Regions from separate parts of the Homo sapiens genome. Here all the other regions are linked to region 6. The links are chromatin loops, found by intact Hi-C in ENCODE. Cell type or tissue: HCT116. All regions are shown on one strand. Region 1 overlaps LOC105378502 (a long non-coding RNA gene). Region 2 has its middle 5.2 kb from the start of EMX2. Region 3 has its middle 130 kb from the start of LINC02674. Region 4 has its middle 46 kb from the start of EMX2. Region 5 has its middle 19 kb from the start of KCNK18. Region 6 holds the start of LINC02944 (long intergenic non-protein coding RNA 2944). Region 7 has its middle 25 kb from the start of LINC02674.

Region 1 (4,000 bases), 800 kb after region 6:
CTCAAAGCCAAATGATGTGTGAAACCCCAAACTACCACTAACTTAACTGCACAGTCACAGGCAAGTCAGCCCTCCCCTCGCTTGGCCTCAGTTTTCCCACCTGTGAAAATGGGAGCATTGGGGTGATGACCTCTAAGGGATCCATCAGCTCTGATGCTCTGGTCCCTCAGGCTTTGCAGCTGCAGTCATTGGAACAGCATATGCTGAGTCTGCCTCTGCCAGGGTCCATAGGGAGGTTGACCTGATCATTTTGGTTTGTCAGAGAGGCTGCCCTACTGAAGGATGATGGCAAAGGACACTCAGCTGCTTTCCACAGAGGCAGCAGGGTTGAGAGGATCTGGGATAACCCCACTATCACCATCCCCATAATATATGTATTAGTCCATTTTCACACTCCTGTGAAGAACTACCTGAGGCCAGGCCCAGTGGCTCACCTCTATAATCCCAGCACTTTCAGAGGCCAAGGTGGGCGGATCACTTGAGGTCAGGGGTTCGAGACCAGCCTGGCCAACATGGTAAAACCCCATCTCTACAAAAAATACAAAATTAGTTGGGAATTGTGGCTCACGCTGTAATCTCAGCTACTTGAGAGGCTGAGGCAGGAGAATCGCTTGAACCTGGGAGGTGGAGGTTGCAGTGAGCCAAGATCACACCACTGCACTCCAGCCTGAGTGACAGAGCTAGACTCCACCTCAAAAAAATAAAAATTAAATTAAAAAATAACTACCTGAGACTGGGTAATTTATGAAGAAAAGTGGTTTAATTGACTCACAGTTCCACAGGTTTAACAGGAAGCATGGCTCAGAGGCCTCAGGGAACTTACAATCATGTTAGAAGGCAAAGGGGAAGCCAGCACGTCTTACCATGGTGGAGCAGGAGAGAGAGAGGAGAGAGAGAGAGCAAAAAAAGCCACACACTTTTAAACCATCAGATCTCATGAGAACGCACTCGCTAGCACTAAAACAGCAAGGGGGAAATCTGCCGCCATGATCCAACCACCTCTCACCAGGCCCCTACTGGACACATGGGGATTACAATTCAATATGAGATTCGGGTGGGGACACAGAACGAAACCATATCAACATATATCTTCCCAACCCCCTGAAAGTTAGTAGGGGCTCTGCCAACTGTCTCCCACTGGCTGACTTTGTTAATGAGTTTTGGTTTCAGAATCCTCCTCAACACAGTGCCCCACAAAGCCACTGTCAACCGAGCAGGACTGGCAGGTGAGGTGATGTCTACGTGGCAGCCTCGGGTTGAGATATTGCTGATACCAGCAACTTCCTTGAAGCCATAAACACCTTTGGGATTAGGTAAGACCTCAAAATTCTTTCCATCATAAACAGCAAACTGTGGGTTAATTAGTTCACCAAGGTTCTGGAGGAGATTCCTGATTTCAAACAATAGAAATCATCTCTGGCCAACTAAAGAGAAAACACTAAATCCCTATTGAAAACATTGAGTTGCTTACAAAATTTGACAAGAAGCAGAGGCAAGACTGTAGAAATTAACAGAACGGTCACGTTCATGACACAGGAAAAGTGTGATTGAGGCAACACTGTTGGCACGGCTCCCCACCGCTGCATTGGCCACTGCATTGGCCCCTCAGCTGCCGCGCTAAATAGCCTCTCCCTGAGCTCACCTTTTCCGGTCACGCTCAGGATTGAAAGTCCCAGGAGAAAGCGCCAGTTGCCTGAGCATAGGTTGGGTGCTGCCCCCTGGTGGCCGAGAGCAGAGAGACCGCCTCTGTCCCAATCAACTCTCACTTCCTCCAGCAGCTGGGGGGCCCTTCCCACCCTAACCCACTCTATGAAGAACGCACCCTAGTACCAAGTGGCTTCACATGCTAGGTCCCTTAAAAGGGTCTAAGGTTCCCTGCACTCAGATAATTTACTATGGAATGTTCCTTCTAGAAGAGAGTTGAAACCTACTAGTTCAACACTCCTGATCCAGAAGCACAGAAGGGCTGGTTAGTGTTGGCACCAGGGCTGCACACGGGCCTCCCAGCTTCCCATCCAGTGGTCTCCCTGCCCCGAGCCAATGTCCTCCTGCCTGCGACTGGCCTATGACAGCGTAGGACCCAGAGGCAGAGGACGTGGCATTGCCATGGCGACCCTAAGTCACAGCTTTTCCAAGACTGGATGAATTTCTTGAGCTTTCACATTTTTCTAAGCAGGGATAAGTAGTAGCTCTATGTGATTTAGTCCTTATACCTTGGTAAACATAGCTTTCCAATGAATATATTTACAGTTCAGCAAAACAAGCCTTTGCCATGTTCTGTTTTCCTGGATGTTCTTTCTGAGAATGTGATTGCCGCAGTGATAGGTCCCTGGGGGGGCAGTTCTGTTTGAACATCACAGTCAGGGTCTCTGGGCAGTGGAGCAGCAGGGGGACACAGTGTCTGGGATGAGAGGAAGAAGAGGAAACAGTAGGGAAGTTGGGCAGACAGGGACTGAGCTGGAACTTCTAGTGACTTCATTATTTTTCAGCAGGCTGGCACAGCGGCACTGGATCTTGGCTGGACAGGGCAATTAACAGCTCCCCAAGCTCCTAATGAGTCATTTTCTTGAGGTTTAAGCTGCCCGCAGAGTTTCCCAAGGGAATTTATTCCTGGAAGCTCACTCCTGAGAAGTGCCCTCCCCTGGGTGCAACTTGCCCAAGGCTACTGGATTTGGCCAATTGGTCAGAAACCAGGAATTCTGGGTCCAGAGACATACCCTGTAATTTAGAAGGGAGACTGATAGCGCTGAGCCATAACTCAGGCACACAGGATGGTGACTGGCAAGGACATTTCACTTTCTGGGGCAGCTGAGAGGTCTCACTTCCTCAAAACCCTCTTCTGAGACTCTCTTTCCACAAAGCGCCCGCCAGGCTTTGTATCTGGTTTAACCAAGGGTGGACACAGCCCCCAACGGCAGTGGTTTATAGTTGGACAGGAGCCAAACTCTGTCCTAGATCAGGGCTGAAACCAACCAGACTTTCTCCCGGAGAACTCGAACTTGACACTTGCATAAAATCTGTTACCAGGTAGTAGCAAGAGCAGTGGAAACCAAAGCTGCGGAGCTGAATTTCCAGAGGAGAGGACAAGGTGGCTGTGGCATGGCTGCTTGCAGGAATGAGGGGTACTTCTTAATGTGCCCTGTGGCTGGAAATCATCTGAATTTGTCTTCGTTCTTGGAGACCCAGAGTATCCCTGTCACACATCCAAACCCATGCACTCATAACCAAGGAGGCGACGGGACACTTATCTGACTGACTCAAGCCTAAAGGACTCCACTTTAGCCTTGCACTGGAGAGATATGGGAGATCCAGTGTAAATTGTTTTAATGTCTTCAGTTACTCACTTTAGTTTGTCTAAGAGACATGAACAAGGTTAAAATCTAACAGCAGTTGGGCACGGTGGCTCACGCCCATAATCCCAGCACTTTGGGAGGCAGAAGCAGGAGGATCACTTAAGGTCAGGAGTTCAAGACCAGCCTGGCCAGCATGGTGAAACACCATCTCTACTAAAAATTCAAAAAAAAAAAAAAATTACCAGAGTGTGGTGGCAGGTACCTGTAGTCCCAACTACTCGGTAGGCTGAGGCAGGAGAATCCCTTGAAACCGAGAGGCAGAGGTTGCAGTGAGCCAAGATCACGCCACTGCACTCCAGCCTGGGTGACTAAGTGAGACTCCACCTCCAAAAATAAAATAAAATAAAATCTAAGAGCAGTTGATTGTTCATCAAGGAGAAATATTATGGGTGGAACATCATCCTCTAGAGTCCAAAAATCTAGAAGGCTAGCCATTTAAGAACCTTCCTGCCAGATGCAGTGGCTCCCACCTATAATCCCAACACTTTGGGAGGTCAAGGCAGGAGGATGGCTTGAGTCCAGGAATTGAAGACCAGCCTGGACAACATACCAAGACCCCCCCACCTCCATCTCTAGAAAACAAATACAAAAATTAGCCAGGCATGGCAGTTCACCTTTGTGGTCCCAGCTACTCTGGAGGCTGAAGC
Region 2 (4,000 bases), 700 kb after region 6:
CAGGGAAATTAACTAGGATAGTAACTCATTAACCAGACTGGCCAGTGGAGTCGTGCCAGGGCACTGGGCACTGTGGTCTGGACTGGACCCTAAGCTCCTAGATGGCGCAGCTGCCCTGCCACTCAACTTTACTTGTGGATTTAGGCCTTGCAGAATACAGCCACCTTTGTTCCTTAGCTGCCCAAGGAGTGGGTGTTTGGTTAAGTAGCCCTGCGTGGAGTGGGAGATGTGGGGATTTCTGAGGCTCCAGCTTAGAGCAAGGGGCTTCCTCCCTCTGCCCCATGTGTGCCCCAAGCCACTGCTGCCTCTTGGGCTCTGTAGACTGAGGAATCTACCTTTCCAGGTAGCTGGACTAGCAGACACATTCAAACGTTCTAATTCCGAATCTGTCACTGAATGACCTTGGGCAACACAGAAACCTCCCCACCTCATTTTGTCATATGTAAAAATACAGCCAATGCTGTCTGGGAGGCAGTGGGGAGTAGCAGTGGGCTTGTTTTGGAGAAAGATAGAACTATCCTACTTCCTGATTGTGGTGGTATTTACATGACTCTATGTGTTTTTCAAAACTCACAGAACCATATACTACAAAGGGTGAGTTTTACTATATGTAATTATACTTTAATACACCTGCCCCCATCCCCCAAGATGAGAGACTTGCATTTACAGCTTAACTGTGTGACCTTGGGCAAGTTACCTAACTTCTCTGTGCCTCGGTTTTCTCTTCTCTGAAATGGGAATAAATAATATAGTACCTTTGCTCTGGGTTTGTTCAATGAGATAAACAAAGTAAAGTGCTTAGACAGTGTCTGGCACATAATGAACTACAATAAAAGTTTGCTCCTGTCCTTGATGCTGCTATTACATACCCACCTCCAAGGCTTGTTACTGGGTTTCAGAGTCTGTGAACAATATAGCTGTACAAACATCAGCTAATGCTGACACTCCTGCCACACTCCTCCGTGCTCCCCCAAAAGCTGAGAGCTTTTCTAGGGAGATTTTGGGGTGAGCAAGGCCTGGAGTCCTGGCTCCTTGGTTGGTGTCAAAGGGCGGAGACTCCTGGGGATCTCTGATAAGCATCTGCTAGGAGTTTCCTGCAAGGTGCCCCCGGGCTTCAAAGGAGCAAAGGGCAGTGCTTCACTATAGCTGCGCTCCGTGCTAGGCCTGTGAGGTACCTGGGGTGGGTGCATGGCCTCCTGCAACTGAGAATAGGTGTGTGGGAGCTGTCTGGGGTCACCACCTGTGTGACTTTCACCTTCTTAAGCCACGGTTGACTCATCTGTGAAAAGGAAATAGCGATGTGTTAACGGTTGTTGAGAGAGTGAGTGAGCTCATATTTAGCACACTGTTAGCGTTCATCACATTTTAGTTATTGCTAGGCCATGGCCTTGTGCCGTCGAAGCTACCCGCTGCACTCTGCCACGTCCTGGTCCCTGATCGCCGAGGTTCTGGTCCTCACGTTGAACCAGAATGCTGAGCCCGCCCTGTGCTCCCGCGGCTCGCCGCGGACCGCACCGACGCCCGTGAAGGGCGAGCCCTTTCCCGGCCCGAGGCGCGAGAATGGTGTCCCGAGTTGGAAAGGCCTCGGGGGCGTTAAGAATTCCTCCAACCCACTGAGATCCCCAGTCACGCCGGCCTCTCCGAACGCGCAGGGTGGCGGTGAGAAAACGAAAAGTATAATTAATGCCCTAAAAACATTTTTTAAAAATTATTACGACAAATCCCTTTCTGGCGTCTTCCCCAGAGGCCTCTCGCCAGGCGGGCGCGGCGACCCGGGGCCCCGATCGGCGTGAGCGCAGCGGCGCCTAGTGGCGAGGGCCGGGCGCGGGCGCGGTACCCACCGCGCCCCCGAGCCCGAGGGCGGGGGAGCGCTGGGGTCGCGCCACACTGCCAAAGTCTCGCCTAGGCCGTCATCCAGGCCAGTGGAGGGGTTAAAGGAGGCTCACTGGCTACGGAGGAGCCCGGATGGCTTGGAAGTGCGTCCCTCCTGCCTCCATCAGCTCCAGCTCTTGGCTTGAGAGTTCGCCACCCACGCTGGAATTCCAGCTCCAGTAGGCTTCCTTCCGAAGGGGGCGCAGAGGTGGGCTGGAGTGGGACAGGTTCTGCTCTAAGAAGGACTAGGAAGCCGTGATCACCTGTGCAGCCACAATTCCATGCCTGAGGTCCCATATTTCGCGGCCCAACCCAGGTGGTTCAGAGAACAGGCCTTGGACGGCCTGCGCGGGCCCTGCCTGGGGTGGAGTAGGAAGAGCTGGGGTCCCGGGGTGCGACTCTCTCAGATCCGCGCCCCCTCGCGGCTGGCTGAAGACGCCCGACACAGGGGGTCCTTGGTTTTGGCAGGGGTGGCGATTGATTACCACACACTCCTAGCAGCGCACATTGACTAGCCCATTCCTCTCGGAGCGCGCGGACCCCATCCATCCCGGGGCAGCCTGGCTCCTCCGGTGATGTGGGGCCGTGGAATCCGCTTGGGCTTCACTGGAAACCCGTGTCATAGCAAGGCGGCCTGGGACCGGCGCCCTCAGCATAACTGCTTGGAGCTCCGAGCCCTTGCGGCAGGGTTTTGACCCTGGCCCTGGGCTCCGCGGGTGGCTGCAGGGGCGCTGTCCTCCTCTGGACATCCGCGCGAACCTCTGCGTCTCCGGAGATCTATCCGTTTTGAGACCCAATGTTTCAGTGACGCATGGAGCCACTGGCAGGACCCCACCGTCGGGTTTTATCTCCTTCATCACGTTGAAACTCGTCACTCCCTCACCACACACACGCTGTCTCGATTCATTATTGAAAGCAAGGAAACAGAACCAAAGGGGTTTGCAGTTTCTTTCTCCCTCAGCTGCCTTCAAATGAAAGCCTAGGACCGAGCAAGGACTGGGAGGGACAGACAGACGTACACACAGACGGTGGTGCAGGAGCTAGGGAAGAAGTACACTCTCTAGTTCGGGCGCCAGCCCGGGATAGGGATGAAGACAGTTGCGTCTCCCTTGCACTCTCTCGGGATGGAGGGTGGGTGGGAGCGTGGCAAGTCCTTCCCATCGCCCCCAAAGCTACATCTCTATGAGCCCACCAGAGCGTGCACCGGCTCCTGAGTTCCCAGAGGACCAGCATGGGGAGCGAAGCGGGGCGCACCTTCCACGCCTCTGCAGCGCTTTCTGGCTTTTCGTGTTTGAGGCTCTGCTCTCTGCCACTGATAGCCCGGCCGGCCTTTTAACTTGGAGTCTGGTCCTCGCCCGACAATGTAAGGCGCTACTTGGGTTTGTCAGCGTCCATCTAGGAGCCTATGCTACTTCTGAAACGCTGGCGTCCCAGGAGCCACACTCTCAGGGGCTTAATCGTCTCTTCCTTTAATACTTCCCCATTTTCTGGACGTGGGGGCTGGGCTGGGGCTTGGAGGGGAAATCCAGCCAACTGAGGAAAAAAAGGAAACTGGAGGTTTTTTATTTTGGACTCTGCGGCCCTCCTTGAAATATGGGGAGGATTGGGGCAAGACTTACAAGAAAACTAACAATTCCTCTCACCTGTATCGAGTTTTAGCAATTTTTTAAAAGTATGTGTGCTCAAGCCCATGATTTCAGTGAACATCACAACCTGGTGTGGTCAGGGAAACAGTCGTGATACCCACTTTTCAGATGAGAAAACTGAGGCTCAGGGAAGTTACAAAAATCACTCCGCGCACCCCCACCTCCTGGCCATGGGTGCAGTGATCACTCCACTTGGAGCCCTGGGAAGACCACCCTCTCCTCCCCGCCCACAGGAGTCAGCCGCCCGCACTCAAGCCAAGGAGAAAAGGCAGGGGAGAATGCCCTGCAGGTGGGCCGGGGTGCACGCGCAAGGTTTGCCCGGGCGGCCCCACTTAATGTCACTCTGGCTCTTGCCTCGTATGCACCCGCTCACCGTTGACCCCCGGGCCGCTCTTCCCGGCCTCAGGCCCTGCCCTCTTTCTTCTTCCTGGTTTAGCTCCTGCGGTCTCCAGCCCCGAGTTTAGGACTGGAAGGCGGAGGGT
Region 3 (4,000 bases), 380 kb after region 6:
TGAAATAGGCATGGTGAAGGTGTCAGGGTGTCCTCTTTTCTTCCACAGACAGGGCAATAAAGGGCCAGAAAATTTCAGACCCAAGTCCAAGATCACACAGGATGGCAGACAGGAAGCCAGGACCATCTCTGCACTTAGGAGAGAAGTCATCTCAAGAATCTGGACACCATGGGACAGTGGCACTGGTCTTTGGAGCAGGCCTCCTTCCTGAAGGCAAGTGACCACAATAATGCTAGAGTTTGGAATCGTGACAGCTCCATGGCCATAACATTCCCTTTGTTTTGGTAGCTTCGGGGGATCAGAGGAAGATTTGAGGACCTAGGGACATAAGAAATGTCATTGTGAGTCAAACCTGTGGCTTGTCAGCTCCCAGATTCTTCTTCCCAACTAGGAAATGATGATTGAATCAGCCTGGCTGTTGGAGTAGACGCCATCTCTTTCCCTGACTCTCTCCGTTCTTCATCCTTCAGTCTGCCATTCTCTGTATCTTTGCCAGAGAGCTTTCTCTCCAGCCCTGGAAGTAAAGTGTCTTGCCCACTTCAAGCAGGCTAGGGTGCCTGAGCATTACATCCCCCCTACTGGAGTAGCGTGTGAATGTCTGTGCTTCTCAGTGGGTAGAATAGTAACTGGTAAAGAGGTGAAATGGTGGGCGGCCCTAATGCTTCTCGGGGTCTCCCCATGGGATTAAATTCCAGGCACCCAGTGGTCGCTGGCTGGATAACACACACTTTACAGTGGACTTCCCATGTCCATCTTATTTCCCAACAGACAGCCTGCCCAGAATTCTTGTCTCCAGTTCTGTTTCTGGGAGAACTCAAGCTATGACAACTGTCCTCTGATATAGTTTGCCTGTGTGTCCCTGCCCAAATCTCATGTTGAAATGTGATCTCTAGTGTCGGAGGCAAGGCCTGGTGGGAGGTGATTGGCTAATGGGTGCGGATTTCTCATGAGCGGTTTATCTCCATCCCTCTTGGTACTATCTTCGAGATAGTCAGGAAGTTCTTGGGAGGTCTGGTTGTTTAAAAGTGTGTGGCACCTCTCCCGACTCTCTCTCTTGCTCCTGCTCTGGCCATGTGATGTGCCTAGTTGCCCTTTGCCTTCTGCCATGATTGTCAGCTTCGCGAGGCCTCCTCAGAAGCTGAGCAGATACCAGCATCATGCTTCTTGTACAGCCTGCAGAACCGTGAACCAATTAACCCATTTTCTTCATAAATTACCCAGTCTCAGTATTTATTTATAGCAATGCAAGAACAGCCTAATACATCCTCTCTGACATCATCCTTGATGCCCTGATGACTCATTGCAGAGACACCATGCATGGACCAAGTCCCTAAAAAAACCTGTATTTATGCCGCTCTCAGGCTCAGTTTCCCCCCAAGTTCCCTGCACACCATGGGAAAAAGGAATATCATTAAGTCTGGGACAGAACCTGAGCAAAAAAGAATAAAAGTAGAACTGTGCTCTGAAAACCTGAAAATCCTCTCGGACTTCGTTTGGATTATTTTTTTCTTTTCAGTGTCTGGTGAGGGATGCATCAGGAAGTTAGAAATGAATGGACTTTTGCAATTCATATCCTCATTTTTTTAATGTAGTTGAGATGAGTTTTTTATTCTACCTATTGTATGGTCAATGGCACATATGAGAGCTGAAATGCTGTTTGAATTCATTTTCTTAGGTATGTCAACCATATGTGGTACACTGGAGAAATGTATGTCCATGTGATGAATATATTTGCCCTCTAGTGGCTTAGTGGTTATTTGCAGAATGTAAATCCACTTCATTCATTCAGTCAGTCAATCAAGGTAGTCTAGAGCCTTTATTTTGTTCCAGACACAGTGTTGAAGGCTAGTGAAATAAACAGTGATAGTCCCTGGCTTCATGGAGCTTACAGTTTTGTGAGGGAGATGGGTGTGAAAACAAGCTAACAGTAGGAATCAAAACACTGAAAAATGTGATTAGACCTATGAGGGAAGGCAGCATGGTGCTTTGAGAGAAAAGCAGAGCGTATTTAATTTGAAGTAAGACAAGAGTCCGTGAAGGCTGTCTAAGAAGTGATGTTTGAGCTAAAATCTGAAGGTGGAGTCATCGAGCAAAGGTTGTGGTGGGCGCAGGGGGACACTCTTAGCAGAGGGAACAGCATTTGCAAAGGTCCCAAGGATGGAAAGAGCTTGAAACACATTCTCAGAGGAAGGATCGCCTAGGGGTTAAAGGCATGTTGTGTAGATCCTGGCAGGGTGGGTCCAAAAGGTCCTATCTCTATTATTAGCTCTGTGACACTGGGTAGGACACTTAACTTCTCTGTGCCTCATCTGTAAAATAGGGTTTTCAATAATAATATCTCATAGTGTGAGACTCAAATAATAGCTCACAGTCTGAGGAGTCAAACATGTTTACACTGCTTGGATTACTCACCAGAGCAAGTGAGTTGAGTTGGCAAAGAATGGGCCACGCCTTAGGAGGCCATTGCCACCACATGCACACATGCACGCACACATGCACACACATGCACGTACACACACACTATTCCTAATGTCCCAGCGCTTCCCTATCTTGAATATCAATTCACTATTCTTCAGAGCATTGCTACTCAGAGTGCAGGCTGAGGACTGGCAGCATCGGTATCACCTGGGAGCTTGTTTGAATTGGTCCCATCTCAGACCATCCGAATTAGAATCTGCATTTCCCAAGCCCTGGGGGACTCTGTTACACATTCAAGCCTGAGACGCACTGCTTTAGAGGCCTCCAACGCCAGACGGCTCAGTGTCAAAACACCACCAACAACACACATCCTATGGAAAGTGCTACCAGGTGACATCTCTTCCCTATTTTGGCTCCAACACTGTCCCCTTTAGCACACAGCTGGAATCTAAGATCCGAAGGAGAAGTTTCTTCTGTGGCTTACGAAGAGATTGAGAGGCTGGAGACAGGTACGTAGTTGCAAGATTTAGGTAATGAATTGTAGACTGTGAGAGAGGAAAATAATGATGTGAGGGGAGATAATAATCCAGGAGTACAGCTTTTCTTTTTTTCACAGCCCCCAAATTTTACCCCATGTCTTTCTAAAAATGACTCTCTAAAAACTGACAGTTCTCCCTTCCCTGATAATGTTTGGGCACCACTAGAATGACCCACCCTCACCCATCCAAAACGTGTGAATGACACCGCTATGTTGAGATGTGATCACATGTTTAATGATGCTGCTGTGAACATATTTGTTCAAAGGTGGGGAGCATATGAAAAAGTCATGCTGCCTTATGGAAAAAGACTAAAAAGTTTAACTTTATGTTTTTTAAACTCATTGACTTTTGATCTGTGTTTTATAAATAATCCATGACTTTAGGATGCTCCTAATATTATTTACAATGCAGATAAGTAAAACACAAAGGCTTATAAGCTGCTTGTATTATCTGAACATCAAGCAAGAATTTTTAGCACCATTTTCCTCTTAAATGTACGATTTAGATTTTGTCATATTTGTACTTACTTTGAACATTTCACACACACAGCACAAAAGATTCTGATGCAACATTTCCTTTGATAGCTTATTATACTCAATGTGAATTCTAAATCAAATCTTGTTACCAAATAACACTGCACGTTAAAGGTTTTCAGAGTTCATTTGCAAAATAAATAATAAGCCCATAATCATCTCAAATGGAAACAAATCAAGGATGCATTCCTAATAAATTTGCGTTATGTTTGATCATTTTTGTGATAAAAGTACCCTTAGCAGGGAGAAATTGGCTGAAAAATAATTAATCAGCTGGACAGGCCAGTCTCTTCTTTAGTCTTTTAAACATGTCTTCTAAATAACATCCATTTGATGATACGTCTCTACCTGTGTTTAAAGTCCACTCACTGAGAGTGACTGAAGGATTTCTATTAGGAGCTCTTGAGAAAGGATCCCTCCATCTCACCAGGAAATAAATCTATGTCTCTATGGCAGAAGATATAGGGAGGTTCTAAATTGTTTAAATATTGAACATACTTGACACTTTTC
Region 4 (4,000 bases), 740 kb after region 6:
ATGTGAAAATGAAACAAAGTATCCCATGAACAACTGGATATTGACTAGATGTTGAAATGATGGTATTTGGAAGCTATTGCATTCAATGAAACAATTTATGAAAATTAATCATGGCGTGTGCTTTGGTTCGCCCTTTACCTTTTTTTTTTTTTTTTTTTTTTGATGTGGCTATTAGAAAATTTAAAATTACGTATGTGGCTACCATTACATTTGCATGGGACAGCACTGGCTTAGAATCTAGCCTTTCATGAATATATACCACTACCTCCATTTTACCAATGAACAAACCAGCTTGACCAAAGTCACCAGCTAATAACCACAGAAACCAGAATTCACATTATGAGAGGCCAGTGATTCCAGCTGAACAGTCTGCTAGTTGATAAAACTCCTAAAATAAGAGAGGTGGTGTTATTTTCACAAGCTCTTATGCAAAAGTGTTCAGTGCCAGCAAGGACTGAAGCAAATGAGGAATCTGAGGAAAGCAAACTAAAAGCCTGTGACTGGCCGGGCATGGTGGCTCACACCTGTAATCCCAGCGCTTTGGGAGGTCGAGGTGAGAAGATCACTTGAGCTCAGGAGTTCGAGACCAGCCTGGGCAACAGAGCAAGACAACACGGTGATGCACATGCCTATAGTTCCAGCTACTGGGGGTGGGGAGTGCTGAGGAGGGAGGATTGCTTGAGTCCAGGGGTTCGAGGCTGCAGTGAGCTATGGTCGTATCACTGCACTCCAGCCTGGGCAACAGAGAGAGACCCTGTCTCTAAATAAACAAAGAAATAAATAATAAAAGCCTGTGCTTGACCTCCTGACATTGGTTGGGAATGTTAAAGGCGCACTGGGTTGCTCTTTCTGAACAGGGACTGGGCAGGCTTCTGTGTAAACTTGGCCAGTCCCTTCCCCTCTCTGGGCCTCAGCTCCCCCATCTGTCAACACGGAGCGGTGGACTAGATGTTCTCTGAGGTCTATCAGGTCACCAGGGCACAACTCACAGATTCCTCCCCTCCAGGGGTGAGGGTGAGCTTCGGAGCACCGAACTGGGTCCTTGGGCTAGTGACAACCTCTCTTGTGTCATCTGTGAGTTGGGGATGAGAAGAGGGTGAACTTCAGAACTCTGCACTGAGAATGAATGAGATAGTGCAGGTAAACGTATCCAGCACATGCCTGGTACACAGGAAGCACTCAATAAATGCTAGCTCTTGTAGTCACTGTGGTAGTTACTAGGTTGATCAGCTGGCATGGATTGTTCTGGGCCTGTAGACTCAGATTCTCAAGCAATTTCTGCCTCAGAGCCTCCTGCTAAACGGACACACTTAAACGCTGAATTTGATGGAAGGCAGGTTCACCTTGCACTTGGCTTTTAAAGGGCTCCTTACCACTGCAACTCAATTCCATGACTGGATGGATAACAGAAGCACCCGGGAGGAGGGCAGCTTGGCAGGAGCCCACAGGAAGATTCAAGGTTTCATAACAAAGCATCTTCTGGTGTGTCAAGAGTAAGACTAGGCCGGGCGTGGTGGCTCACGCCTGTAATCCCAACACTTTGGGAGGCCAAGGCGGGTGGATCACCTGAGGTCAGCAGTTCAAGACCAGCCTGGCCAACATGGTGAAACCCCCTCTCTACTAAAAATACAAAAAATTAGCTGAGTGTGGTGGCAGGCGCCTATAATCCCAGCTACTCAGGAGGCTGAGGCAGGAGAATCGCTTGAACCCGGGAGGCAGAGGTTGCAGTGAGCCAACATCAGACCACTGCACTCCAGCCTGGGCAGCAAGAGCAAAACTCAAAAAAGTCTCAAAAAAAAAAAAAGTAAGACTAGAAACGTCCACGACCCCAGCGGTGTGTTAGGGGCTCACCTTTTTCCCTGAGTAGTTGTCCAATGTCACTTTTCCATCTGCAGGAGTGACGCCAATCCGTGGCCACAGGCTTTCTTCTGCCCCTTTTCCCCACCGTGGGAGGACTCTGACCTTTCTTCTCAACAGCTGTTTACATTTTTTTACCCCTGAATTGTGGGTAAACAGTCTCCCGTATTAGATAAAGGCTTTATCAGCTCACCGGCTCATCCCCTCCACACAACCTCCAGTGCAAGTCTGCGTCAGGAGTAAGCCAAACGCGATGAGTCTCCAAGCTCCTTATCTTGCACTTAATTGGAAGAACCTTGAGTTCAAAGTGTAGGCGCCCAGCTGTCTCTGGCGTGCGTCGGCTGCCACCTGCTGGAAAATCCTGGTATGGCGTGGTCTCCTCGGCCGACAGGCTCGCTCGCTGGGGGAAGAGGTTCATTCACTCAGCCAAGAGATATTTCTGGAGCAGGAAATATGTGTCAGCCAGAGTCCTAGGCACTTGGAATGATTTAGTGAACAAAACAGAGACCCGTATACCTGATTTTCTGGAGCTTATCATTTTTCAGAGGGTGACAGGCAATAGACAATATCACAAATACATGATACCATATGTTAGGAAGTGACCAATATGTGGGAAGTTTTTTTTTTTTAGTAGAACATGTAAGGGGGGGTTGAAGTGCTCGATGGGGAAAGGTGAGTTGTAAAGAGTTTTCAGGGTCAGCCTCATTGAGAAGGCTGAAGCTTTTTGAACAAAAGCTTGAAGGAAATGAGGGAAATTTCCATGGAGGAAGAGTGAGGCTGGCTGGGAGTGCAAAGGCCCTGGGGTAGGAATGCGCTCATGTCATTCAGAGAATACCAAGGAGGCCTGCGGTGCTGGGGGGAGAGGGCCACGAGGAAAGGTCATGGTACTGATCAGAAAGAGGGGAGGCCAGAAGGTGCAGGGTCTCATGGGCCACGTTTAAGGGCCATGACTATATTAGTCACCTTTGTCTGCCATAACAAAATACCAGGTATTGCTGTAACATTTAGTTCCTCCATAAGAGAAAACCTGGTGGGTGTGGTGGCTCACACCTGTAATCCCCTTTGGGAAGCCAAGGCAGTGGATCACTTGAGCTCAGGAGTTCGAGACCAGCCTGGCCAACATGGCAAAACCCCATCTCTATCAACAAAAAAAAAAAAGAAGAAGAAGAAGAAAGAAACATGACAAAATAATATAACTTCCGTTGGCTTTTTTTAGACATATAATTTCATTTACTAGATACATGAACCAATCCTAAAATATGTGTGTTGCCCCTGTATTACAGATAGGTAAACTGAGGTTCAGAGAGTTATTGTATCGCATGGGAAACTGGTAATTGAAACTAAGTCTGTCTAAGTGTGAAGTCTTAGCTCATTTTGTTAAGTCACCCCTACCTCCCTAGGTATGTGTATTCATCTCTGGATTTGATTTGCTAATATTGTGTTGAGGATTTTTGCATCTAAGTTCATGAGAGACACTGGTCTGTGATTTTCTTTTCTTGTGCAATCTTTATCTGGCTTTGGAATCAAGGTTAAACTAGCTTCATAAAATGAATTGGGAAGTATTCCCTTCTCTTCTAGTTTCTGAATAACATGGTGTAAAATTCGTGTTTTTTTTTTAAGAATTCTCCAGAAAAACCATCTCTGAAGCTTTTTAAATTACAAAGTCCATTTCTTTCATAGTTTTTGAGCTATTCAGATTGTCTGTTTCATCTGGGTTGGGTTTTGATAGGTTGCAGTATTTACAGAATTGGTCCGTTTCTTTTAAGTTGTTGAATTTATGAGCGTAAAGTTGTTCAAAGCATCTGCTCATCATATTTTTAGCAACTGCAGGATTTGTAGTGATATCCTCTGTCTCAACTCTGAGATTGTGGTAATATGTCTTCTCTCTTTTTATTTTTGTCAGTCTTGCTAGAGATGTATAAATTTTATTGGTTTTTTTTGAAGAACAATCTTTTTGTTTTATTGATTTTTCTCTATTATCTTCCTATTTTCAATCTATTTCTGCTCTTATTTTTATTTCCTTTCTTCTGCTTGCTTTGGGCATAATTTTCTTCTTATTTTTCTAGTTTTATGAAGTGAGAACTTTGATTATTGATTTCAGATGTTTCCTCTTCTAATGTTAGCATTTAGTATTATAAATTTT
Region 5 (4,000 bases), 1.0 Mb after region 6:
CTCCGTCCTGGGGAGGATGTTGGAAAAGGCAACAGGCAGCTGGCTTAAGGGACTGTCCCAGGGACAGCATTTCTTCCTGTTTAATGCCTCTTGGCCAGGAGTGGGTCAGGTCTGGTTGCCGCCTATGCAATGTGAGGGGCTCTCTTTAAGGAAAAAAAGAAACTACGAAATTGCCCATTCAAAATTAGGTATGAACATGAATATTCATTTAGAATGAGAAATAACAAATTACACATTTCACAATGCCAACAAATACAGAAACCTACAATCATGCGAGCGCATTGCCAGGGTTTCTTCCGGTCATGAGATTTCAAGTAAGCAAGAAACTCTGAGCCTAAGCTTCCTCAGCTTCCCGGAAATCAGAAATCATCTCTGCCCTTAACAGCTCCCTTGCTGGGAGTCAGTGGATATCTCTGCCCTGGGAGGTCAGATCACCCCCTACTTCCCACCCATGAAAGTAGCAGCTACTCTTTTGGTGACAAGGCAGGACCACAGGGGCTGTCTGAAGCACCACCTTCAGGGGTTTAGCCTGGCCCACCTGAACTGGGGAAGGGACAGTGTCAGGGAAGTTTCCTGCAGTTCTGAGCAGGGCTCCGGCACAAGCCTTCAGGGGCAAAGCCTCTGACCCAGGCACCAATATTAACCTACTCCAGAGATTGGTGACAGGGACTCATTCGTGCACCGATGTTTACCGAATGCCCACCACATGCCAGCACGGTGCCAGAGCGACGGGCAGATCACTGAGAACCACACGGGCACACCTGAGAAGGTTAAATGTGTGACGTGGCTACACAGCCTGCACATATTAGTTGCTCATTAAATATTGGCTTCCTTCCCGTCCTCCCATTTGCCAGGCACGCTCCTACGGAGAGGCAGCGCCCAGCACAGAGCAGTGCATTCAGCAGCCCACATGCCAGTGCCCCAGAAGGACAGGCCACACCTACTTCCCGCCCATGAAAGTAGCAGCTGCTCTTTTGGTGACAAGGCAGGACCATAGGGGCTGCCTTGGCCCATCCCCTGCCCATCCCCTCCCCATCCCGGGACAGACCCAGGAGCGAGCTCGACTTGCGTGAGGTTACCCAGCAGGGCAGGGGTGCGGCCAGGTCTCCTGCGTCCGAGACCCTCTCTCTCACTGGCCCTCTTAGGAAGCGCGAGGCCCTTCCAATCCCCTTCCTGTCTGGGCTCGCCTGGCCCCAGCGCTCCGGTGAAGGCAGGGGTTCTCGACCCCAGCTGAGAATCACCGCAGTGTTGGAGACAGGAAGCAAAGCCCCAGCCCCAGCATCCCGGCCATTCTTGGACCTGGCTACTGAGCGTCCGAGGCAGGGGGCTCCAGGTGGGACGCGACATCCGGACACGAGGAGCTCCCAGGCGTCGCTTGTGAGCTGCACCCCGTCTGTCCGCAGGCCCGCAGGGAGGCTGTGGGGTCAGGAAAGAGGCAGCCAGGGTGAAGCTAGTGGGCATGCTGCGACAAGTTTGGCAGGACTTGGGATTGCGGGGACAGCGGTGCGAAGTGCCCGTCCCGGGGACGGAGGTGAGAACAAGAGTCCGAGGCGTCCCCTCTCAGGAGTCCACGGTGGAAGACTGGAGTCGGAAGGGGGAGCCCTCCCCGGGGACCGCGGCTGGAGATGTCCGCTCCCGGGAGGACCCTTCCTCGCGGCGAAGGCGGGGAGCTTGGGACGCGCCACCTGCTGGCGCAAAGCTTGGGGTCTGCGCGGTCTGGCCGCGCCACCTGGTGGCCGCTTGGGAAAGCGCAGCCCGGCCGCAAGACCTCGCGGGAGCGGAGGGGCCGCGGGCGTGTGCGGAAGGATTCCTCCATCAGCTCCAGCACCCCGCGACCTCTGAGCCACTACCCCATCCTGGGGCGCCTGGCCTGGACTAGCTGCCCCTCTTCTGACAGCGCCCACTCTCGCAGCCCCTATCGTCCCCGGGGATTGGGCCTCCCCGAGGAACCCCTCTTCCGCCTCGACGCCCCCTCTGCATCTCTTTGGCTGTGTCATCTTGAACAAAATCGCTTACCGTCCCTGATCTTCAGTTTCTTCGTATTCTAAAGGCGGGGAGGGCACTAACAATACAGCATTCAGGGCTGGTGGACCACTGAACGGGACGACCCCCACAGCGGCTGGGTGAGTCGCACCAAAGGCTTTGGTCCAGGTACCGGGAGGCTGGAGATGAGATGTGCAAGCGGAGCAGGGCACTTCTGCACCCATAAGTAGGAGATGCAGCGGGTGACCGTCAAAATCCCCTCCCCTCCTGAGTCTGGGAGCTTCCGGGGCAATTTCCAGGACCCCCGCTTCCCGGAGGTGGACTTTAGCCAACCTGAGACCCCGCAGGCCCTCCCATGGAGCCAAGTGATGCTGGGCAGTTGACGATGATCCCCCAAGTGAGTCCAAGCCAGGCAAGAAGCAGCCCCCTGGGATCACCAAGAGAAACCGAGCTTGGAGAAGACGAAATACTACCTCTTATTAGGACAGGGTCAGTTCCAGTTTGGGGGAGGCCTCGCTGGCTGGAGGGCCTTTCCCGCTTCAGCATCCCTGCCCAGGACCCCAGCCCTCATGCTTCTCCCAGGCTACTGTCCTCACAAACTGTCCCCACAGGGAGGCTGCAGGGAGCATTGGATGAGAGGCACACGCAAGGCTCAGCCCAGGACCTGGCGCAAAGTAGGTGTGCAGCAAACGCTGGCTGCTCTCCTTGGTGTTTCTGTGCACCTAAGTCCCACCCAGCGTCCTCCCTTATGTGGGAGATGCTGCAGAGTAGAGACTCAAGGATTAAAAGGGAAAAAAAGCAATAAGGATGAAAAAAGGCACGATCATTTTATTTGGGCAGCTCAGAGTCTGGAGAGGAGAGGACAGGTGAGAACATTGTTATCCTGTAACAGAGGAAGAGGTAGCAGGGGATGGAGTGGGAGCATGGAGCACACAAGGGTGACCGCTTTCAGGAGTTGGGGGATGCCACCTAGCAGAGGTGACATGTGAGCCTAGCCTGGAAGGGAGAAGGACACCTCAGGCTGGGAGAGCCACTAGTGCCCTGGTTCTCAATTCTGACCACATGTTGGGTAACCTGGGAGACCTTTCAAAACCTCAGTGTGCAAGTGGCACCCAGACGAATGTCGGAATCCTAGAGGGTGCTTTGGACTAAATGTCTGTGTCTCCCCAAAATTGATTTGTTAAAACCCTAACCCCAGTGTGATGGTATGAGAAGGTGGGACTTTTGGGAGGTGATTAGCTGTAGATGACATCATGAGGTTGGAACCCTCATAATAGGATTAATGCCCTTATAAAAAGAGAAAGAAGCACAAGATCTGCCTCTGCCTCTGCCTGTGTCTCTGCCTCTGTCTTGGCCTCTGTCTTTTTCTCTCTTTATGCCTCACTCTCTGTGCATTTCCCAGGAAGAGGACCCTCACCAAGAACCCAACTATTCTTGCTTTCTGACCTCAGACTTCCAGTCCCCAGAACCATGAGAAATACATTTGAGTTGTTGAAGTCACCCGGTCTATGATAATTTGTTATAGCAGCCTGCACTCACTAAGACGGCAGGGAGGGGGATGCCATGAAATATCTGACACTCCCCAGGTGTCAGTGCGCAGGCAAGGTTGAGAACCACTGAGCAAAGTCTTGAAGGAATAAATTCACATGTCTGCACAGGGGCCCAGAAGTAAACAGCTCAAGTTGGGGCAAGAAACAAGGGGCAGGGGGGCACAATGGACCATTTCCTTAGAACCATGGAAGAATTCCAGCTAGCAAATAAGCAAATAATCATGACCTTTAATTTGCATAATGTGCATCCCTGACAACCACCATGTTTGCATTTGAACAGGAATTGCTATTGCCTTAAGAAGGGAGTGGCTGAGAGGTTCAGTACCACTTGTAATGAATTTACCTCTGTGTTTCTGAAGATGCTGCTGATTCATCTTTGGATACTCTGAGCCTGGAAGATAGCCAGCATTCAGTGAATGTTTGTTGAACTGAAAGAACAGCCCTTCAGTGCGATCATGGGCTCCTAC
Region 6 (4,000 bases):
GGGGCTTCTTATACCCCAGGATCATTTCTGTTTACTTTTGTGTACCTGATAACAAACAGTATGTCTTCTATTAGAATTTCCACATCATCATTTTCTCAGCTTGGAAACAATGCCTGTGTTCAAGGCAGAACCCTGAATACAAGCTGAATCTGGTGTGTGTGTGTTTGGTGGGGGCGGGGTGGGGATAAATGGTGCCCCAGGCAGGTCGGCGGTGGGCTTTGGGCATGAGGGTGAGCTGCTCAGGACCCAATTCCACAGGCTGTGTAGACTCCAATTATCCGAGGACTTAGAGATCAAACAGCCCAACTGTGCCTCACAATAAAGGAGGAGGTCTTAATTTTACTTCACGCTACACCCTTCCAGCCAGATCTTGCAAAACAATGCATTGCATTTATGTCTTCCTGAGCCCCAAACCTCTCTGAAATTGTCTCAGGCTATCCCAGCAATATCGCTACAAAGTGGACAGAGGAGAGAGTTAGATGTTCTAAAGAATCATGTGATTTCTACTGGACTGGTCAGAATGTCACGGCAACCACAGATGGCTTGATCAAAATCTCACCCTTCTGCTTTGTTGAGGACAGAGCACTTTTACATGTTATTTATTTTTATTTTTAGGTATATTTGTAGTGACGACATGTTGGCTTGTGGGAAAATAGTTTGCATTAGTCCTCAGCTGAGCTTCCCATACGCACAGGGGACTCAATATATAGAAAACAAGAAAGCCCGGAAAATGCCAATGGCTAGAGACTGGAATTCTGCAAATTTTATTTTTCTCCACTCTCACAGTAAAGACAGGATTTGTAGTAAGGCACAATACTGCCAAAATTAGTCTGATTTTCTTTTTAACAATAACATCAGCTAATAGGTAAATATTCTAGAAAATGTAGTCATTTTGAACATTTGAGATTAAGAAAAGCAGAAAATCTGGAATATTTTTGTAGACATCTAGATATATAGGCAACGACAGAGACCCAAGACCGTAAATCCGGTTTATTTTTACATATTAGCATTAAAATATCTGTCTTGCTTTCAGACAATGAGTTTTTAAAAATTAAGAATAGTGCATCAAAATGATGAAAAATTTTAGGATTTTTTGATATGTAACTTAACCCACAGAAAACCAGATTATTCATCTTGCTACTTGTTTATAGCCCTTTTTAAAAAATGAATATTTCAGACACCTTAAATTGATAAATGTTTCTCTGAAAATAAATCGCTCTTTGATAAAGAGAGTGGAACATAAATGTTTGAGATGTAGCTGAAGCTCTATCACCATTTATGGATCACGATTATAGTTCAAAACGCAAAAGCTGGTATCTTTTGAGGTCGAGCATTTTATACTGAAAGCATATATTTATAATGGAAGTTAACCTTAACATGAAGAGGAAATGATGTTATAGGATTTTCTATTTTGGAACTAATAAGCTATATCATTTCTTATTTGATGGTCTTAAGAAGCAGTTAACATGACTTGAAAGCAACATTTTTCAAGTACTGTAAACATGCTACCATGGAAAACCAGAGAGGAAAAATTTTCCTGTCTGTGAGATTCCTAAACAACTTAATTTGAGTTGTTTACTCTCAAATACTGAATGTTCTTCCCACTGTTCCGCTGTAGTCCGACACAGTGTATTTAATGATTTTTTGTGAAATTTACAACCTAGTGACTTATCATCTTACTTTGAATTGTCTTGAAGATACTTAATGCTGATACTTAACACACACACACAAAAAAACCCCAAACTCTTAGAGTCCTCACTCTGTTTTGAACTAATTAACTTTACAGGAACAAACCTGGAGATACTTATTTTTTCCACTACTACTTTTGGATTTATTATTTCTTTTTATTATAGTAGTCCGAGGTTAGAAAGCTAAAAATTAAAATGGTTGATAATTGTGAAATATATTGTTATTCATGGCAAAATATCACGATTATGCATATGTGTAAGAATTAAGATGTCTTAGGAACTAGCACGGAGTGAGCTGGATGAAATGCGGCACCTGCCACAGAATCTTTCCCCTGTGCTTTTCGGTAATGCCAGGCAAGTCCTCCGGGTTGTAGAAGTCATGGCCAGGTCATGGATTTCCGCACACAGCGATGGCTTCTGTGGGACAAAAAGCAGTGAATATCACGCTACTTACCTTGCTTTATACCACAACCGTTGCAGGCAAGGGTGTCTCCGATGGCGTCTTGGTTTTGCTTACCTGTGTTCCAAAAGAAATCTTTTCCCTGACCAGTTAACTTCTTGGTTGTTCCTTAAGACACAGGGATTTTGGGAAAGACTGTGGCATGCTTTCCTCAGTGGTTCTTCTCAGTTTAATGCCTTAAAGATGGACAAATGTTCACTGGCTGCCCGATAGGCACTGAAATTCGGAGCAATCCAACTTGTTCCAAAAGCGTTTCCCACGGCATATGCACAGTTTCACGGATGGCCACTAGATGGCGTGTGACAACCATTTGTGTCAGCCACACGCAAAGGCTTCCCATTCATTCTCCATAAAGGTATCAAAGGCGTCCTCCAGCAATTCCTCCAAGACAACTTCACTATTACGTTGTTTTCATTTCGATCCTTAAATGGTACCGGTTTACGTTTTGGAAGTAGGGGGACATTTTCAGTGGACGAGCCTAAATCAGAATGTGTGCTGTTGTATTTACGCATCACCGTTAATAAACATTAGCACTTAAAGCTGAATTAAGGCACATCGTTAAATGTCAGTGTGTATCTACCCACTTATCTACGAATGTTTCAACAAACATCTATTAAGTGTCTACTACTATGTGCGAAATGTGACTCGTTCTTCTAAAATACTGAAAGGACGTTTTATTACCAGAAAGTAATACAAGTATCAGAAAATAAAGACATTTTACGTTGCACAGTTGGGTCATTGATATAATGTTAAAATTAAATACATTAGCTCTTTCTTAGCTGAGGTTTTGTTTTCTGTGGTTTCATTTACCTGTGGTCAGTTGTGGCCCCAAAAAATTAAATGGAAAATTTCAGAAATAATTCATAAGTTTTAAATTGCATGCCATTCTCAGTTGCATGCTGAAATCTCTCATCCTCTGTCCCACCTGGGAGGGGAATCTTCTCTTTGTCCAGCATATCCACACTGTCTAAGCTACCTTCCTGTCAGTCACACGGTAGCCATCTCAGTTATCACATAGACTGTCACCGTTTCCCAGTGCTTGTGTTCAAGTAACCCTCATTTTGTTATATAATGGCCTCAAAGCATGAGAGTAATGATGCTGGCAATTTGCATATGCCAAAAAAGAAGCCATAAAATGCATCCTTGAAGTGAAAAGGTGAAAGTTATCAGCTTAATAAGGAAAGAAAAAAATTGTATGCTGACATCTTTAAGATCTACAGTAAGAAGGAAACTTCTACCCACGAATTGTGATCAATTAGTTGTAAACACCACTGCACTTGGACCAGCTTACCCATGAATGGTAAGGAAAAAAAGAAATTCATGCATAGTATATGTAGGGTTTGGTACTATTGCAGTTTCAGGCATCCACTGGGGTCTTGGAAGAATGTATCCCCCATAGATAAGGGGGGAAGTTGTATGCTCCTGGAATTTCAGAAGCTTCTCCTTTTTTTTTTTTTTGAGACAGAGTTTCGCTCTTTTTGCCCAGGCTGGAGTGCAATGGCACGATCTTGGCTCACTGCAACCTCCGCCTCCCAGGTTCAAGAGATTCTCCTGCCTCAGCCCCCTGAGTAGCTGTGATTACAGGCATGTGCCACAAAGCCCGGCTATTTTTGTGTTTTTAATAGAGACGGGGTTTCTCCATGTTGGTCAGGCTGGTCTTGAACTCCTAACCTCAGGTGATCCGCCCACCTTGGCCTCCCAAAGTGCTGGGATTACAGGCGTGAGCCACTGCACCCGGCCCAGAAGCTTCTTTTCTTGATATAGAATAAATCTGAATGTCAGGGGGAAAAATCACATGAAACACCTTGCAAATTATCTTTCCCCTTATAGCAAAATATGATTCTCCTTGCCT
Region 7 (4,000 bases), 530 kb after region 6:
AGACTTACTGAATCACAAACTGCAGGGGTGGGGTCTAGCAATCTGGGTTTTATAAATTCCCGTAAGTGATTCTAATGCTCACTAAAGTTTGAGAACCATTTGTGAGATTCAGTGCTCACTGAAGTTTAAGAACCACTGCATTCAAAGCATGCATAACCCGGGGCCTTCACAGAAGTAGACATCAAAACTGGATTAAATGTGTAAGAATCCTATTAAGGAAAAATCCTGTATGAGAAAAAACAAGGAAGGAGACATATAGGGAGGAAACAGACAAGAAATAAGGACAACCCTGGGGTAACCAGCAGACCACAATGGAGTGTGGTCTCCCGGAGTGAAGAAAGGGTAATGGAAGGTAGGTGGAATCATTCTAGACTGCACCCGAGAGTTCTGGGCTCAAAGTTGGCCGATAAAGGAGTCCCATTTCTTCTAGTGACAGGGTTGCTTTAGTATCATCCTTCCCACATCCAGTCACTGCCAGCCAGCAGCCCATGGGAGGCATGGCCTAGACTCAGACGCAGCGATGGATCTCAAAGTGCGGCAATTAGGACCCTCCATCAGTTATGATCCCTAGGGGTGTACAAGGCTCATTCTCTTGGCTGCCACATAATATCACAGGGGATACTATTGTTTTGCTCAACAATATGCCTTGGAAATCTTTCTTTTTCAGCACATATTGATCTGTTAATTCATTGTAATGGCTGCCTAGTATTCCATTGTATGAATATTCTGTTATTCGTGTAAACATGCCTCTATTGATATTTAACTTATTTCCAGTGGTTTTGCTATTTCATATGGTGATTCAATGTGTATCTCACCTTGTACACTGGAAGAGTTATCAAGAAGTGAAGTTGCTAAGCCACAGTGTGTGTGTGTGTGTGTTTTAATAATCACTACTATATTCCCCTCCAAATGGGCTGCATTGATTTATACTCCCCTGAACAGAAAATAAATGAAAGTAAACATTTCCCCATACCCTGAGCATCACTAGATAACATTAGACTTTTAATTTTTGCCTATCTAATGAATGAAATCATGTCTTATTGTTAATTAGCATTTCCCTGATTACCAGTGAGATTGATCATCTTTTCATATACTTACTGGCCATTTGGATTTCCTCTGTGAATTGTCTATGATATCTGTACCATTATTGCCAATTTACCTAGATGTCATGATGAATAAAATACAGGCCTATTTTCTTGCATTATTAAATCAAAAGTACCTTTTTAATCATTTTGCTTTTTTCAGTTAAGACACTAAACAGATAGGAAAATGTTTGGAGTGTTTGCATGTTAAATGGGTCCTGTTCCCAAGAGGGTGACAAGCCAGTGGATTCTGTGGACTCTGTGCTCCAGAGAGCCCAGGGCCTGAAGCAGGATACAGAAGGGCTGAGCCAGGATGGCCTGAGCCAGCCTTTCATAGACCCTGCAAACATCAGCCCTGGACAGAGGGAAGCCTGGAGGTCCAGCCAGCCCAAAGACAGCTTTCCTGGGAAGGTATCTCCAAGTGACGTGACACCAGATAAGGTCTTCTCTTCCCTTCCCGCTTTCACCCCACTGGCTGGTGTCCTGGCTGTGGAGCGCGATAGATTGGGGCTTAAACCCTCACTCTGCCCTCTACTGGTCTGTGCAGTCTCAGGCAAACCATGAAACGTCTCTGAGCCTCGGCTTCCTCATCTGTAAAATGCAGGTAACCCCAGCTTTCCTACAGCCGCTGTGGAAACCCAAGTGCGGGTCCAGCCCCCAACCCAGAGAGGAGCACAGGAGATGCCCAATGAATAGTTACTGTCACAACTGCAATGTGAATTAACTATTTCAACTACCATAAAAAAGAGAAAGGGGCCAGGCACAGTGGCTCACGCCTGTAATCCCAGCATTTTGGGAGGCCGAGGCAGGTGGATCACCTGAGGTCAGGAGTTTGAGACCAGCCTGGCCAACATGATGAAACCCCATCTCTACTAAAAATACAAAAGTTAGCCAGATATAGTGACACATGCCTGTAGTCTCAGCTACTCGGGAGGCTGAGGCAGGAGAATTGCTTGAGCCAGGGAGGCGGAGCTTGCAGTGAGCCGAGATCACGCCACTGTACTCCAGCCTGGACAACAAAACGAGACTCCATCTCAAAAAAAAAAAAAAAGAGAGAGCGAGAGAGAGAAAAGGGTGAGAATATCCTTCAGGCCAGTTTAAGTGAAGAGGGAAGATGTCTAATTCCCTTCTCACACATGGATTCTAGGCTGTGGCTCTATCCAAAGTGCACTTTTAAATTTTATTTTAATTTTTGACATAATATTTGTATATATTTGTGAGGTACCTAGTGATGTTTCTATACATATAATATTTGGCAATCAGGTGAAGGTAATCAGCATATCCATCATCTCAAACATTTATCCTTTTTTGTATTGGGAACATTCAATATCCTCCTTCTAGCTATTTGAAACTATAGGATATCTTAATGTTAACTACAGTCATCCTCCAGAGGTATAGAACACTAGAGCTTATTCCTCCTATCTAGCCATAATTTTGTGTCCCTTAACAAATCTCTCCTTAACTTCCCTTCCCCTACCCTTCCCAGCCTCTAGTGTCCTCTGGTCTAATTTTTACTTCTATGAGATCAACTTTTCTTAACTTCCACCTATGAATGAGAACGTGTGGTGTTTAATTTTCTGTTCTTGGCTTATATCCTTTAATATAGTGCCCTCCACTTCCATCCATGGTGCTTTGAATGACAGGATTTCCTTTTTTGTGGCTGAATAGTATTCCACTGTGTATGTATACTGCATTTTCTTTATGCATCCATCTGCTGTTGGACACCGGGTTGATTCCGTATCTTGGCTCTCTTGACTAGCACTGCAATAAACATGGGGGTACAGAGCACACTTTTGCAGCTTGCTCTGAAGACACTTGATGCAAGCCAGCAGCCTGGGACTCACACTTGGTGTGGTCCCTTCCTCCAGAAGTTTGTCACTTTCCCAGCCACCTGGCTAGACAGAATTTAGTACTGACTTCTTTGTCTCTTGCTGCCTGTCTTAATCTTGTGATGCCAATTAACTTTAATGAAAGTTAGATGGGAAAATTGTGGGGTGTAGATATACAAATATGTCTTTAGCAGAGAAACAAGGACAGCCTCAGAACAGTGGTGATTTCCAGGTGGAAAGAAATGTGGAGGCTTCTGTCTCCTCCGGGTAAAAGACAACTTGTGAAACTCAAAGAAAATAACTCTTGAAGCAGAGGTTTGAACTGTGCCAAGTTTATGACATGAAGGAAGAGGCTTGCAGAAAGGAAGTTCTGATTAAGACTGACAGCTTCGTTGCCACTCCCAGGGGAATGGGTAGGCATTTCTCTTGGACAGGTACGTGGGCTCCACCCACCCACCACATGAGCCCCAGTGGGGGCTGGGGGACACACCTGACTGCTGGTGATGGATTTCCCCTACTTTGAGTTAATTACCCTAATTCCTCACATCTGCAGAGCCCTTCAGAGCTTACAGCATACCCATTATCTTGCTTCATCTCATGACCACCCCGTAGGGTAAGCATGATTTGGGTCCCCACTTTGTTCATGGACAAAAACGAATCGCAGAAAGGTGAGGTGATTTGCCCAGGGCTAAGACTAGACACAGGTATCCCATGAGTACTGCATGTCCTGCTGCTTTTCTCCCAGTCCTGAAGACTTCCTCCTGAATGTGACGGGCAGAATCTGCCAGTGGCATGAGAACCAAGTCACAGGTTGCCACCAGCCATTGCAAAATCCTTATATCCTAGGCCTCATCTGAGGGACACCTCATCTGAGTCGATGCTTCATCCACAACTCCACCTTGGGAGGTACCTGGAGCAGGTGTCACATCCTACGAAAGGCTTTTGGCTTCTAGGTTATATACTTCCTGAATCTTGTCCAAACATTTCATTTATAGCTGAGTTGTTTTATTTTTTCCATACCACCCTGCCCCACTAAAGTACCAAGAAAATGTGCACTCTGATTACATTATTATAACATTCACCCTAAAA

The links. Peaks named below come from ENCODE experiments on the same cell type or tissue, not always from the same donor. Only the 100,000 strongest peaks of a DNase experiment are listed, where the experiment ranks them.
Region 1: a loop joins it to region 6, with 6 times the contacts of the local background. A loop is called at or near these places in 20 of 110 quality-filtered maps.
Region 2: it touches region 6 in a loop (12-fold over the local background); 70 of 110 quality-filtered maps call a loop at or near these places.
Region 3: a loop joins it to region 6, with 5 times the contacts of the local background. A loop is called at or near these places in 19 of 110 quality-filtered maps.
Region 4: it touches region 6 in a loop (14-fold over the local background); 95 of 110 quality-filtered maps call a loop at or near these places.
Region 5: a loop joins it to region 6, with 16 times the contacts of the local background. A loop is called at or near these places in 45 of 110 quality-filtered maps.
Region 7: a loop joins it to region 6, with 7 times the contacts of the local background. A loop is called at or near these places in 3 of 110 quality-filtered maps.

The regions. Positions count from the first base shown.
Region 1 is chr10:117,440,794-117,444,793 of GRCh38, reverse strand. All of the region lies in intron 1 of LOC105378502 (a long non-coding RNA gene), which reads right to left. Among named protein-coding and RNA genes, the nearest start is that of PDZD8, 67 kb to the right of the region's middle. In HCT116, CTCF peaks have their summits at 1,006 and 1,724 (motif pointing left); DNase peaks (open chromatin) are centred at 1,683 and 2,572; H3K4me3 peaks cover 557 bases.
Region 2 is chr10:117,535,559-117,539,558 of GRCh38, reverse strand. It overlaps EMX2OS. Among named protein-coding and RNA genes, the nearest start is that of EMX2, 5.2 kb to the left of the region's middle. RefSeq lists an enhancer at 3,720-4,000. In HCT116, a CTCF peak has its summit at 1,827 (motif pointing left); no DNase peak of the experiment used is centred here.
Region 3 is chr10:117,858,774-117,862,773 of GRCh38, reverse strand. No RefSeq gene overlaps it. Among named protein-coding and RNA genes, the nearest start is that of LINC02674, 130 kb to the right of the region's middle. In HCT116, a CTCF peak has its summit at 1,748 (motif pointing left); a DNase peak (open chromatin) is centred at 1,763; H3K27me3 peaks cover 2,498 bases.
Region 4 is chr10:117,494,919-117,498,918 of GRCh38, reverse strand. It overlaps EMX2OS. Among named protein-coding and RNA genes, the nearest start is that of EMX2, 46 kb to the left of the region's middle. In HCT116, a CTCF peak has its summit at 2,216 (motif pointing left); a DNase peak (open chromatin) is centred at 2,208; H3K27me3 peaks cover 61 bases.
Region 5 is chr10:117,214,507-117,218,506 of GRCh38, reverse strand. No RefSeq gene overlaps it. Among named protein-coding and RNA genes, the nearest start is that of KCNK18, 19 kb to the right of the region's middle. RefSeq lists enhancers at 1,421-1,560, 1,102-1,619, 1,591-1,640, 2,137-2,654 and a silencer at 1,831-1,890. In HCT116, CTCF peaks have their summits at 1,506 and 1,709 (motif pointing left); a DNase peak (open chromatin) is centred at 1,696; H3K4me3 peaks cover 806 bases; H3K27ac peaks cover 429 bases; H3K27me3 peaks cover 596 bases.
Region 6 is chr10:118,239,888-118,243,887 of GRCh38, reverse strand. It overlaps LINC02944 (long intergenic non-protein coding RNA 2944), which reads right to left and starts at 2,383. Exons shown (of 5, transcript XR_946349.3): 1 at 2,206-2,383; 2 at 2,002-2,105. In HCT116, a CTCF peak has its summit at 2,433 (motif pointing right); a DNase peak (open chromatin) is centred at 2,467; H3K27me3 peaks cover 3,339 bases.
Region 7 is chr10:117,707,982-117,711,981 of GRCh38, reverse strand. No RefSeq gene overlaps it. Among named protein-coding and RNA genes, the nearest start is that of LINC02674, 25 kb to the left of the region's middle. In HCT116, a CTCF peak has its summit at 1,622 (motif pointing left); a DNase peak (open chromatin) is centred at 1,612.